Regions from separate parts of the Homo sapiens genome. Here all the other regions are linked to region 1. Evidence: chromatin contacts called from ENCODE Hi-C or POLR2A ChIA-PET data. All regions are on one chromosome and are shown on one strand. The core of a region is the stretch at or near the end of the contact, and the rest is flanking DNA. Distances in the headings are between cores, read along the strand shown. Region 1 holds the start of PRKAG1 (protein kinase AMP-activated non-catalytic subunit gamma 1). Region 2 holds the start of ADCY6-DT (ADCY6 divergent transcript). Region 3 holds the start of CACNB3 (calcium voltage-gated channel auxiliary subunit beta 3).

Region 1 (3,166 bases), core at 229-2,728:
TAGAGGCTGGGCAATTCCCACCCCCTGTTGTATAGTTGGACTATGTTATAACGCACAAAAGAGAGCTGACCCCAGGGGGAGCCAGAGGGTGATGGGTTCCTTGCCTCCCTTTCCTTCCCCTTTCTGCCCAAGCTTGTGCTGCAGTTGAACCTCTTCCTGGGGGTGGGAGTAGGTAAGGGGTGGGTGAGGCCCCAAACCCCTCTCTGGTAGGGAACCGTGGGGATGAAGATGAAGCTTATATGCAGTTCTCTTCTAGGGGCTGTGGGCAAAGGGCATTTTGTAATTAATATTTTCAAGAATCAGATGTCTGGAGTGTAGGGGTGGGCTTGGTGGTGGTGGACGGGCGGGCCTGCTGGAGGGGGAGCTTGGTCGCTGTTGTGATTTTAGGTTTGTTTTTGTTTTGTTTTGAATTTGGGGGGTTGTGGATTGTTGGGGGTAGGGAGATTTTTTTTTTTTAAAGCTGCTTCCTCAACTGTTTCAAGCTGCAAATGTTTAAGAGAATAACAGCCCCCACTCCCACAGGAACCGCTGTAATTAAATCAGACAGTAGGAAGACTGGGCTGCTGCCCTCAAAGCCACAGCCCTTGGATGTTCCTTTTCCGAGAGCAGAAGGTCTAGGCTACAGGGAGGGGGAGATTGGCTCCCGTGAGTCAGGCTGTGTTTGGGGCTTGGGCCCTGGGATTGGGAAAAGGGGATGGGGCAGACTTTGTAAGCATATGCTAGGTATCCGATAGTCCTGTAGAATTTAGTGAAGAAACCTTATACAGTTTTTAATTTTTATATAAACTATAACTCAGACCCAAGCTACAAGGTTGGAATTTTGGTTGGTTTTTTTTTTAAGTACCCTGCCTGTATAATTGCATCAGAATCCCCCACCCCACCCCCCGCCCCCGTGTTTGTATTTTGGGTTGGTTTACACTCGCACATACTCAGTTTTCAGTTTTCCCCTTTACAGTCTTCTCCCCTCACCTCCAGGACCCTCCCCCTTTTTAAAAAATAAATCGCTGACAAGTGTGAATCCCGTGAAGACTTTATTTTGTGTTGTGTGTATCCTGTACAGCAAGGTTGGTCCTTCGTAACAACGGATGAAATGGTTCCCTTTTTTAAAGCGCCCTCTCTCCCTCCACCCTCAGCGCCCCTGTCCTTGGCATGTTTTGTATCAGCGATCATTCTGAACTGTACATATTTATGTTGCGAGAGGCAAAGGGCAAGTTTTGGATTTTGCTTCTTCCAAGTTTGTTTTTAAACGACAAATAAAAAAAGAACATTTTAAATACAAGCGGCTCCGTCCCATGACCCTCGCCGTCAGCCGGATCCGTGCGGTCCGCGAGGACCCGGGGGAGGGCGGTTACCGAGGCCCGCCACCGCCGGAAGGGTGGGTTCCTTGCCTTCCGCCCCAGTCTGGCGACTGCCATGACGTGGGCGGAAGTGGCGTCGCCGCACCGGATGTGGGGCGGGGCCTGCCCCAAGAGAGTTTCCTAAAGCGAGGAAACCAAGCCGGGCGCCTCTTGCAATGGAGACGGTGAGGAGTGCAGGAGGGCGGTCGGGGGCGCTGTGGAGCCTAAGACACCCCCCCAACCCTTAGGAGACCGGGAGGGCCGGGCAGGGGCTGGCGCTGGTGTCTAGCAAACAAAAAGCAGCCGGGTGTCTGCCCTATCCCGTGACCCTGTTCCTCCGCTTCTTCGTTGGGCGCATCTCCTGGAACTGGGCCGCGTCCCCGCCGCCTTTCCGTACGCGGTACCCTTAGCCCAAGCAGGCAGTGACTCCTGGCTCCCTCCTTGGGGCCCACGTATGCCGTGGCAATCTCGGGCCTCCTTTCCTATTGGCACCTCAAGCCCTTTTAGAGGTTTGAGAGCGCAGGGTTGTGAGCCGGCTTTGCTGGGTGAGGCACGGGGCGTCCAGAGGGATCTCCGCTTGCAGGTAGCTCCTGGACCTCGATGGTCTTTCTGTGATCCCTGCAATCCCCGGCAGGAGGACATCTGAAGATCTTTATACTGCGTCCAGTGAAGTCACATTCCCTTAATAAGACCGAGAATTGAGGTTTGCTTGAAAGAGGAAATCTTGCAGTGTTAGAGGCCGATGTGTCCCTGGACAATTTTAGGTCATGGCCCGCTCTGCGACTCTAAGCAGGGGTTTTGGCATAGCTCATTCTTGGCGAGCAGGCATTGACCAATTGTGGCAGGGCCCTGTCACCCTCCCACAGATGCTGCGGGTTGCCTGCTACATGTTTGCACCCACCCTCACTCTCAGGAGTCTTTTTCTAGCGCTCTGTAACCCCTCCCATACACTTCCCTCTCCACAGTTTTTAACCATGTGTCTTCTTTCAGGCAGAGTAACTCTTTCCATCTTGGTTTTTATCATCTGCTACTGTAGTTACGAAAGGACTGCAGGTTCACTTTGCTTTGGATTACATGCCCAGAGTAATTCTTTGCCACACCGTTTCTCTGCTCACAGAGAGGTTGTTTCTTTCAGGTTTTCAAAAAGAAAACCGACCAAAGTACTAAAATGATTCGCAGTTGGTCTCCCAGGCAAGGGAGCCAATTCTGACTAATCAGGATAATCTTAAACAAAAATAAGGAGTCTAATTCCATTAAATTTAAAATGACATGTCATATTCTACTTACTTGTAAATGTATTATGGTTTACAAAGCATTTTTATATAGATTTTCTAATTTAGCCTTTACACTTTATGTACTGGATTAGGCTCTGGGGTAGAAGTTAAAAAGAGGAAAAAGAAAACTCAGCCAGGTGTGGTGGCTCACGCCTGTAATGCCAGTACTTTGGGAGGCCAAGGCAAGTGGATTGCTTGAGCTCAGGAGTTCAGCATCAGCCTGGGCAACATGATGAAAGCCTGTCTCGACAGAAACAAAAATACAAAAATTACCCAGGCGTGGTGGTGGTGGTGTGTGCCTGTAGTCCCAGCTACTCGGGAGGCTCAGGTGGGAGGATCGCTTGATCCAAAGAGGTGGAGGCTGGAGTGAGCTGAGATCATGCCACTGCACTCCAGTCTGAGTGACACAGTGAGATCCTGTCTCCAAAAAAAAAGAAAAGAAAGAAAACTCCTGCTTTGAAAATGTTCAGCCTAACTGGAGTGATGGTGAGGGCAAGCCAGCAACAGCTGTTATTTAAAGGTAGACTATAATAAATGCTGTCATCAATATGAAAA
Region 2 (3,166 bases), core at 435-2,934, 230 kb after region 1:
CCAGCTAATTTTTAATAGAGACGGGGTTTCACCATGTTGGCCAGAATGGTCTCGATTTCTTGACCTTGTGATCCACCCGCCTCGGCCTCCCAAAGTGCTGGGATTACAGGCGTGAGCCACCGCGCCCGGCCAGCAAAAACAATTTTTAAGGAAATTTTGAAGTGAGAAGTCAGGCAAAGAGGCCCCAAAGATCAAATTGCAGGCCAGGCCTGCACAACTGAGAAATGAGAAAGTACCACTTTCCCATTTTCAAACATTATAACAAACATTTCTCTATCTGATTCTGAAAACCCTGTAAGAAAGACAAGGCAGATGGTTTTATTCCCATTTCAAGAGATTGATGATTTACCCAAGGTATATAGTTTGCAGGTACACGTGGCTGATAAATGTTGGAAACTGGCTTTCCCAACTCTTCTTTTCCTTGCCTGAAGCTCTGTCCTGGACTTAGGAATCCCAGTGGTGATTTGGAGTGGACAAGACTTGAGTCTTGAAGGACAGGACTGCAGGGAGGGCTGGTCCTGAGGAGGAAGCATCTTCAGATACCTAGGTCTTGGGATCTTGGGTGGGGAATAGGCTGCTTGGGGAAGGGCTGAATTGGAAGGAGGAGCTAGAGGTCTGACTGAGGGAATGGAGAGGGGGCCTCAAAAGGAAGCCAGGCAGGCTGCCTTCTTCCCAGCTCCAGAATGGCACCCCCTCTAAAGTCACACTCACCTACGTACATCCTGGAGTGAAACTCCTTCTCCTTTCTGCTTCCACCATTACTCTAATCCTCAAAGGGTTAACCAGCTTTCACACGATTTTCCCATCTCCCAGGTAACTTGGGCAGCTGCTCCGTGCTGGAAATAACTAAAGACCCAGTTTCTCAGTTCGTGCACTTAGCAATGCACCCCAGTAGCCCCTCCAACCCCCAGCAGAGAAGCACAGCCCTTTGGGTAAAAGATGCCTGGGGGTGAGGCTGCAAGTTGGCAGGTGCGGGGGAGGGGCTCCCAGAGAGTAGGGCGGGGGGTTGTGGGGGCGGCAGGGAGAGTGCCCCTTCCCTGGGTCCCTCCACTGGGCCCCGAGGTTCGCCTCGGGGCCGCTGCCCCAGAGACTGGGGGGAAGAGGAAAGAAGTGGTGTGCGGGCAAGCAGGCCGCACACACCTGGCGCCTTGTGGAATGAGAGCTTAATTAATTATTAAACTGAGTTCCCGCGGGAGGGCGCAGGGCCGTGACAGGCAGGGCGGGAATGGCTAGGTGGGGGCTGGGGCTGGGGCAGGGGCAGGGAGGAATTGGGGATGAAGAGTGGGCGCGGGGCGCCGGCCCAACCCCTGGGACCCTGACAGGAAGGAAGGCGACCCTCGGTGGGCGGGGCGGGGGATGTAGCCGTGAGGGGTGGGTTTGCGGGCGCGCTCGGGGACCCCCGGGGTGAGGGCGGGAGAGGAATGCCGGAGGAGGCGGCCGGGGTGAAGGGAAGGGGACCGGGCTGCGAGGTCCCCTCCCCGCGGGGTCTTGATCCCAGAACAGTAGCTGCTTGTCTTCCCAGGACTGGGGGAGGAAGCGGCCGGAGGAGAGGAGGGGGCGCGCGGAGGGAGGGGTCCCATTATTTGGCCTCCTCCGCCCCTACCCCGCTGCTAGGAAGGGGAGTGGGCAACTCGGCCCCCACTTCTGGGGAGGGGGAGGGGGATGCCCAGACAAAAGGAGCTTGTGCCTTTAAGGCGGGGAGTCCGGGAGCCAGCGGGGAGGGGACTTCTGGATCCGGGGTAGAGGGCGGCTGCGCTGGACAGCTCGGGAGGGGGCGAGGGCCGGGCGGACGGCGGACGGCGGACGGCGGGCGGGACGGCCAGGACGCGCGGGCTCGGAGGACCGCGGGACGGCCGGCCGGCCGGCCGGAGCCCGCGGGGGCGGCGGGGCGGGGGCCCAGGGCAGGCGCGGAGCCGGGCCGGCAGGTGAGCGCGCTGAGGGCTAGGGGAAGTGGCCGCTCGGGCTCCCGGTGCGCCAGGATTGGAACGCACCCGAGCGGCTCTCGACAAGAGTTTGTGGGTGGGGGCGCCGAAGCCTTGGACGGGTCGTCTCGGCAGTGTTGCCCGAGGGAGTTGGGGTTGGCAAAGGGAAGTCATGGAGGCAGTGGGATCGAGGACTCCTAGGTCCGGCGCTCGCCACCCCCGTCGCCCGCCGCCTGCCTCCCTCCACGGGGCGAGTTCCAGGCTGGCCCGGAGGCCAGGAGGATCTGGCACGTACTGGGGGAGGGGCTGGCCTGAGTTTTTTGCTGCGGGGCTGTGGGGTGTCTCCGAGTTTGGGGGAGATTCCATTTAGGGGAGAGGAACCGGCCTGGGCAGAGGGAGGGATGCCCTCTGTCTGCGGGAGTCCCTCTCCTTCCCCTCACCCAAAACCTTGGGAATGAAAGGGGTGGGGTCGGCTCCCCACATCCCCCAAGGCCTGCCGCAGGGTGGGCAGGGGAGCTGACTTTATTCAAAGCAGACTCTGGGGCTCGACTGAAAGGCTAGAGGTGGAATCAGGCGTGGGAGCCTCTTTGCCCATATCCTCTCCTTACCAGATTACCCCTGTGAGCTGGAGGGACCTGGTGGGGGTTGCATAGTAAAGGGTGATGTGGGAGCCCTCTGTAATCTTTAGGGAGAGTGAGGACTGGGGATGGGAGAAGGCGGCAGCGGGCACTGGACCGACAGATACAGGCCCTGGGTAGGCTCCTCTACATCTGGAAAGGCCCAGAATTGAAGAATTGAGGCCCATGTCCGAGTATGGTGGGTGGTGCTGGCACTGCTGGGCCCCGCCTGGGCAGTGCCTCTTACCATGAACTTTCTGAAGTCGTTTTTAATCCCCTGGAGCCTCCTTTTGCCAAGGAGGGCAGGGGCAGATGGGCCCTGGGGATGGGATAGACAGGAGGTGGCCAGGAAGGCTTGGCAAGGCAGTGGGCAGAGCCATCCTTAGGGCTGGGCCTTGGCCTTGGCTGGTTCCAAACTCTGGTCTCAGCCTGATCAGGGTTTGGGAGGGACTTGAGGTCTGGGAGGCACTGAGCCTGGGCCTGCCAGGCTGAATGGGACATGGCTGTGGCTGTGGGAGCCGGTGGTATGAAGAACAGCAGATCTGTGAGAGTGCAAATGGACCAACACTCAGGGGAGGAGAAGGTAGAGGCACAAGGCTTAGGAGCCTGACTCTGGGGAGGAGGGAG
Region 3 (3,166 bases), core at 170-2,669, 200 kb after region 1:
CAAGGGGCTGAGAAGCTGCTCCGCATTCTTGCCCCATCTTTCCAGGCACTCTCCCTGCTGTCTGAGCTCCGGGAATCACTGCTTAATGAGCTGATTTGTCTCAGTGGGTCAGGAGATAAAAGCAAAGAGGAGAATTAAATATTTATCGGTTGCCTGTTTCTCTGAGCAAAGCGCTTCCTCTCCATCCCCAGGCCCTCAGCTCCTCTGGCCTCACCTCCAGGCCCTCCATGCTGGGCAAGAGCTCAGGATGCCCGCTGCAGAGGAAGCCTCAGCAGGGGGCTGTGGAATAGATGGGGCTCAGTCACCTGGCCTACCCATGTGCTGGGCGCCCAGGTTTCAGCCTGGGAGAGAAACTGGGCTAGAGAAAGGGTGAGGAGATGAGGCAATGCGCAGAGATGGAGGGGGTGGAAGGGAATAATGGAGCTCCTCAAGTTTTAGGATCCGTCTGTCTGAAGAGGTTGGCCCCTGGCTCCCTGATGTCCTCTCAGCTCCCTGATGTGTCGTTTGCTTGAGGCACAAGAGGTCTAGAATGTCTGCCTCCCCAACCACCTCGGCGGCTCTCCTAGCTGTTGTGTTCAGACCCCAGAAATCCAGAATTTGGAACTCCAGACATGGCGTGTTCCCTCTCCAGAGCCTCTGTGCCCTCGGCCTCCAGCCCTGCCTTCTCCCACCCCTCTTTCCTGGGCCGTGGAGCCACCTGCTTGAGCCCTTCCCCTATACTGCCCCCTCTCTGCACACACCCGATGCCCCAGGGTCTGAGTCTGGGTCGCTGGGGAACGCTTGGCATGAAAATCCATCTCCCCACGTTCTTAGAGCGCCCCCCTACAAACCCTGCCCTGCCACTGAGGCGTTTTTCAAAGTCCTGAACCGGGGAAAGGGTTGAAGGGAGAGGAGGTGTCACCCCAACTTCCCCGCCCCCACCCTCATCGTGGGCACTCACCGCCTCCGAGTCCTCAAACCCGGGCACGTAGGAGTCGTCATACATGGGGGAGTCCGGGTCGGGGGAGCGAGCGGCGCCGGGGGCGGGAGCGGCCCGGAGGCAGGGGCAAGGACTGCGGGCCGCGCCCGGGAGATGCCACCGAGCCCCGCAGCCCTGCGGGCGGCGGCAGGGAGCGAGAGAGCGCGAAGGAGGGAGCGAGCCGCGAAGACCAGCTGCTCGGAGCTCAGATCACCGCTCCCCCCACCCCACCCCCCCAAACCCAGCCGGTCCCACCCCGAGCGCGGCTGAGGAATCTGGCGCCGGCTCCTACAACAATAGTGCCCGCCCACCTGACCCCCTCCCCGGGAGAAGGCGGGGGCGGCGAGGGGGCGGCGGCCACCGGGGAGCCCGGGCCAGGCCGGGAGAGGGGAACGAACCCGTGCTAGGTGGAAGGTGGGTCCCCGAGCACCTACGGGGCCGTGGCGGCGGGGAGGAAGGGGAGGAGAGGCTGCGGGCAGGGCGGATCCAGGCAGGGAGGAGGCGGGGCGAGGAGAGATGCGGAGACAGAGACGCTCGGCAACCCAGGAACTACTCCGCCGGGAAACAAAGGGCTGCGGCGGGGGAGGGAGGGGGCGCTGAGACCGCGAGGGAGACGCGACCCGGGCGGAGACTGGAGAGGGCGCAGGTGTCGAGGAAACCGGAGAGAGAGAGGCAGAGGGAGGACGGAGAGGACAGGAAAATGGGGAGACCGTGGGAGACAGAAGAGGCGCGGGAACGAGCGGCAGACGGGGGAGGGGTCCCAGGCGACAGCAGGGCGGGTCTGGGCCCGTGCGTCCCGGAGGCTCCGAAAGCAAACCCCGCAGTGGTCCCGGGGAGGAATGGGCTTGGTGCCCCCAGGCTAATGACAGGACGGCAGCTCCTGCCCCAACAGGTGCCCGGCCCCCTCAGTACGGGGACGCTGCGGCAAAGGCGGTGTTGCCCAACCCTTGAGAAGGGGGGAACTTTCCGTGAGCTGGGTAGGCCTCCCCACACCTGTTGCACGGATAGATTTTGTCTTAGTCCTGCCAGGATGGGGGTTCCCTTCCCCACTTCCCTGCCAAGGATTGTGCCAGACAGTGCCAAGGCATCCGTGGGAACTGGGGCAGAAAGGGGCTGTTTTAGGTGAGCCTAAAGGGAAGGGGAAAGAAGCCAGAGGGTGGAGGTAGGGGGATAGTTGTGGGTGGGATCCTGGCTACACTCGGGTTGGGAGAGGAAAGGGCCAGTCTCCTCGGAGTCACTAGGGTAAGGCCAGATTCTCCCCTTAGCAGAAGGGCTTGTACCACTCTGCACCACTCAGTCTCCTTTACAGGAGCATTGAGATTTGGGGTAAGAGAGCCGCAGCCCTTATCTTGAGGAAACTTTCCCCAAAGATCCACCCATTTGAGCTCTTTCCTTTTTTCATCTCCTGAGCAAAATTCCTTCTTTGATTTTTGACTGCCTACCTTTGTGCCCCACGAGGAGGATGTGCGTAGACAGGGGTTACACTTGGAGGCCTCCTGGTGCCCATGCTCTTGGCCCTGAGCTCAGTCCTTTTCCTTCCCAATTTCTCACACCCGGGAGTTCAGCAATCTGCTCATCCCTCCTTGGCTTGAGGAGAATCAGAAATCCAAAACTCTGACATGGCTTAGTAAGATCTATGGTAGAAAGCACTGTGCATGGGAGAGAGAAAGCCCACCCAAACCAAGTGGCTTCCCACCTGGGTCACTTATCGGTGTTATCTTGGCAAGACAAAGAAGAGCTGCATCTTCAGACTGACATCTTTAGTCTGTCTACTGTGGGTGGCCCAGAGCAGCCCTGCCCAGCACCTTCCTCATGCTGGGTTTGACAAACAACTTTGTTGCAGCCCCTGTGGCTGAAGGGACTGTCTCCTCTCCTGAGTCCAGCACCAACTGGGGTTTGGTCATATACTGGATTCTTCTGTATTGGAAGTTCCCAGACACTGCCCACTTTTGTGCCCTCACCCAGTTACGCAGTATTCCTTGTATCCCCCTCTTTCATCCTTTCTCTTCAATTCCTTCTTTCAGGGGCCTGGAGAGGTGTCAAAGAGTAAGACCCTCAAGGTGCTCTTCTCCTGGGAGATGGCTCTAGTGAAGAAAGCAGTGGTGGAGGCAGCTGTTTCTCTTCCCATCCCTGCATCCACTCTCCTGGCCTCTCCTTTTGGGACTCTCTCCACCCACAGAAGGTCCTGGGGCTGTAGGTAACAGCGGA

Evidence for each region. A loop is a pair of places that touch in the nucleus more often than their neighbours do. ChIA-PET counts read pairs that join two places held with the same protein, here RNA polymerase II (POLR2A). Pooled maps may share reads with other maps.
Region 2: a pooled map shows a loop between it and region 1 (3-fold over the local background). The contact joins the promoter of ADCY6-DT here to the promoter of PRKAG1 in region 1. A Hi-C loop is called at or near these places in 1 of 50 pooled maps. POLR2A ChIA-PET finds 5 or more read pairs at or near these places in 3 of 52 experiments (Caco-2, GM10248 and HEK293T).
Region 3: a loop to region 1 is called in a map of naive thymus-derived CD4-positive, alpha-beta T cell, with 14 times the contacts of the local background. The contact joins the promoter of CACNB3 here to the promoter of PRKAG1 in region 1. A Hi-C loop is called at or near these places in 1 of 168 maps with a recorded cell type or tissue (naive thymus-derived CD4-positive, alpha-beta T cell) and 8 of 50 pooled maps. POLR2A ChIA-PET finds 5 or more read pairs at or near these places in 3 of 52 experiments (GM12878, PC-9 and activated CD4-positive, alpha-beta T cell).

Annotation. Positions count from the first base shown.
Region 1 is chr12:49,017,088-49,020,253 of GRCh38, reverse strand. It overlaps PRKAG1 (protein kinase AMP-activated non-catalytic subunit gamma 1), which reads left to right and starts at 1,478. Exons shown (of 12, transcript NM_002733.5): 1 at 1,478-1,522. The coding sequence starts at 1,514. KMT2D (lysine methyltransferase 2D) reads left to right here. Exons shown (of 55, transcript NM_003482.4): 55 at 1-1,276. It overlaps DDN-AS1 (DDN and PRKAG1 antisense RNA 1), which reads right to left. Exons shown (of 2, transcript NR_147179.1): 2 at 1,014-2,018. RefSeq lists enhancers at 1,075-1,274, 1,847-2,437.
Region 2 is chr12:48,787,665-48,790,830 of GRCh38, reverse strand. ADCY6-DT (ADCY6 divergent transcript) reads right to left here and starts at 1,684. Exons shown (of 3, transcript NR_110019.1): 1 at 1,604-1,684; 2 at 712-846; 3 at 296-518. ADCY6 (adenylate cyclase 6) reads left to right here and starts at 1,742. Exons shown (of 22, transcript NM_015270.5): 1 at 1,742-1,925. RefSeq lists an enhancer at 2,795-3,166.
Region 3 is chr12:48,816,749-48,819,914 of GRCh38, reverse strand. CACNB3 (calcium voltage-gated channel auxiliary subunit beta 3) reads right to left here and starts at 1,419. Exons shown (of 13, transcript NM_000725.4): 1 at 941-1,419. The coding sequence starts at 985. LOC101927241 (a long non-coding RNA gene) reads left to right here and starts at 2,983. Exons shown (of 3, transcript XR_245978.4): 1 at 2,983-3,155. RefSeq lists a silencer at 1,152-1,621.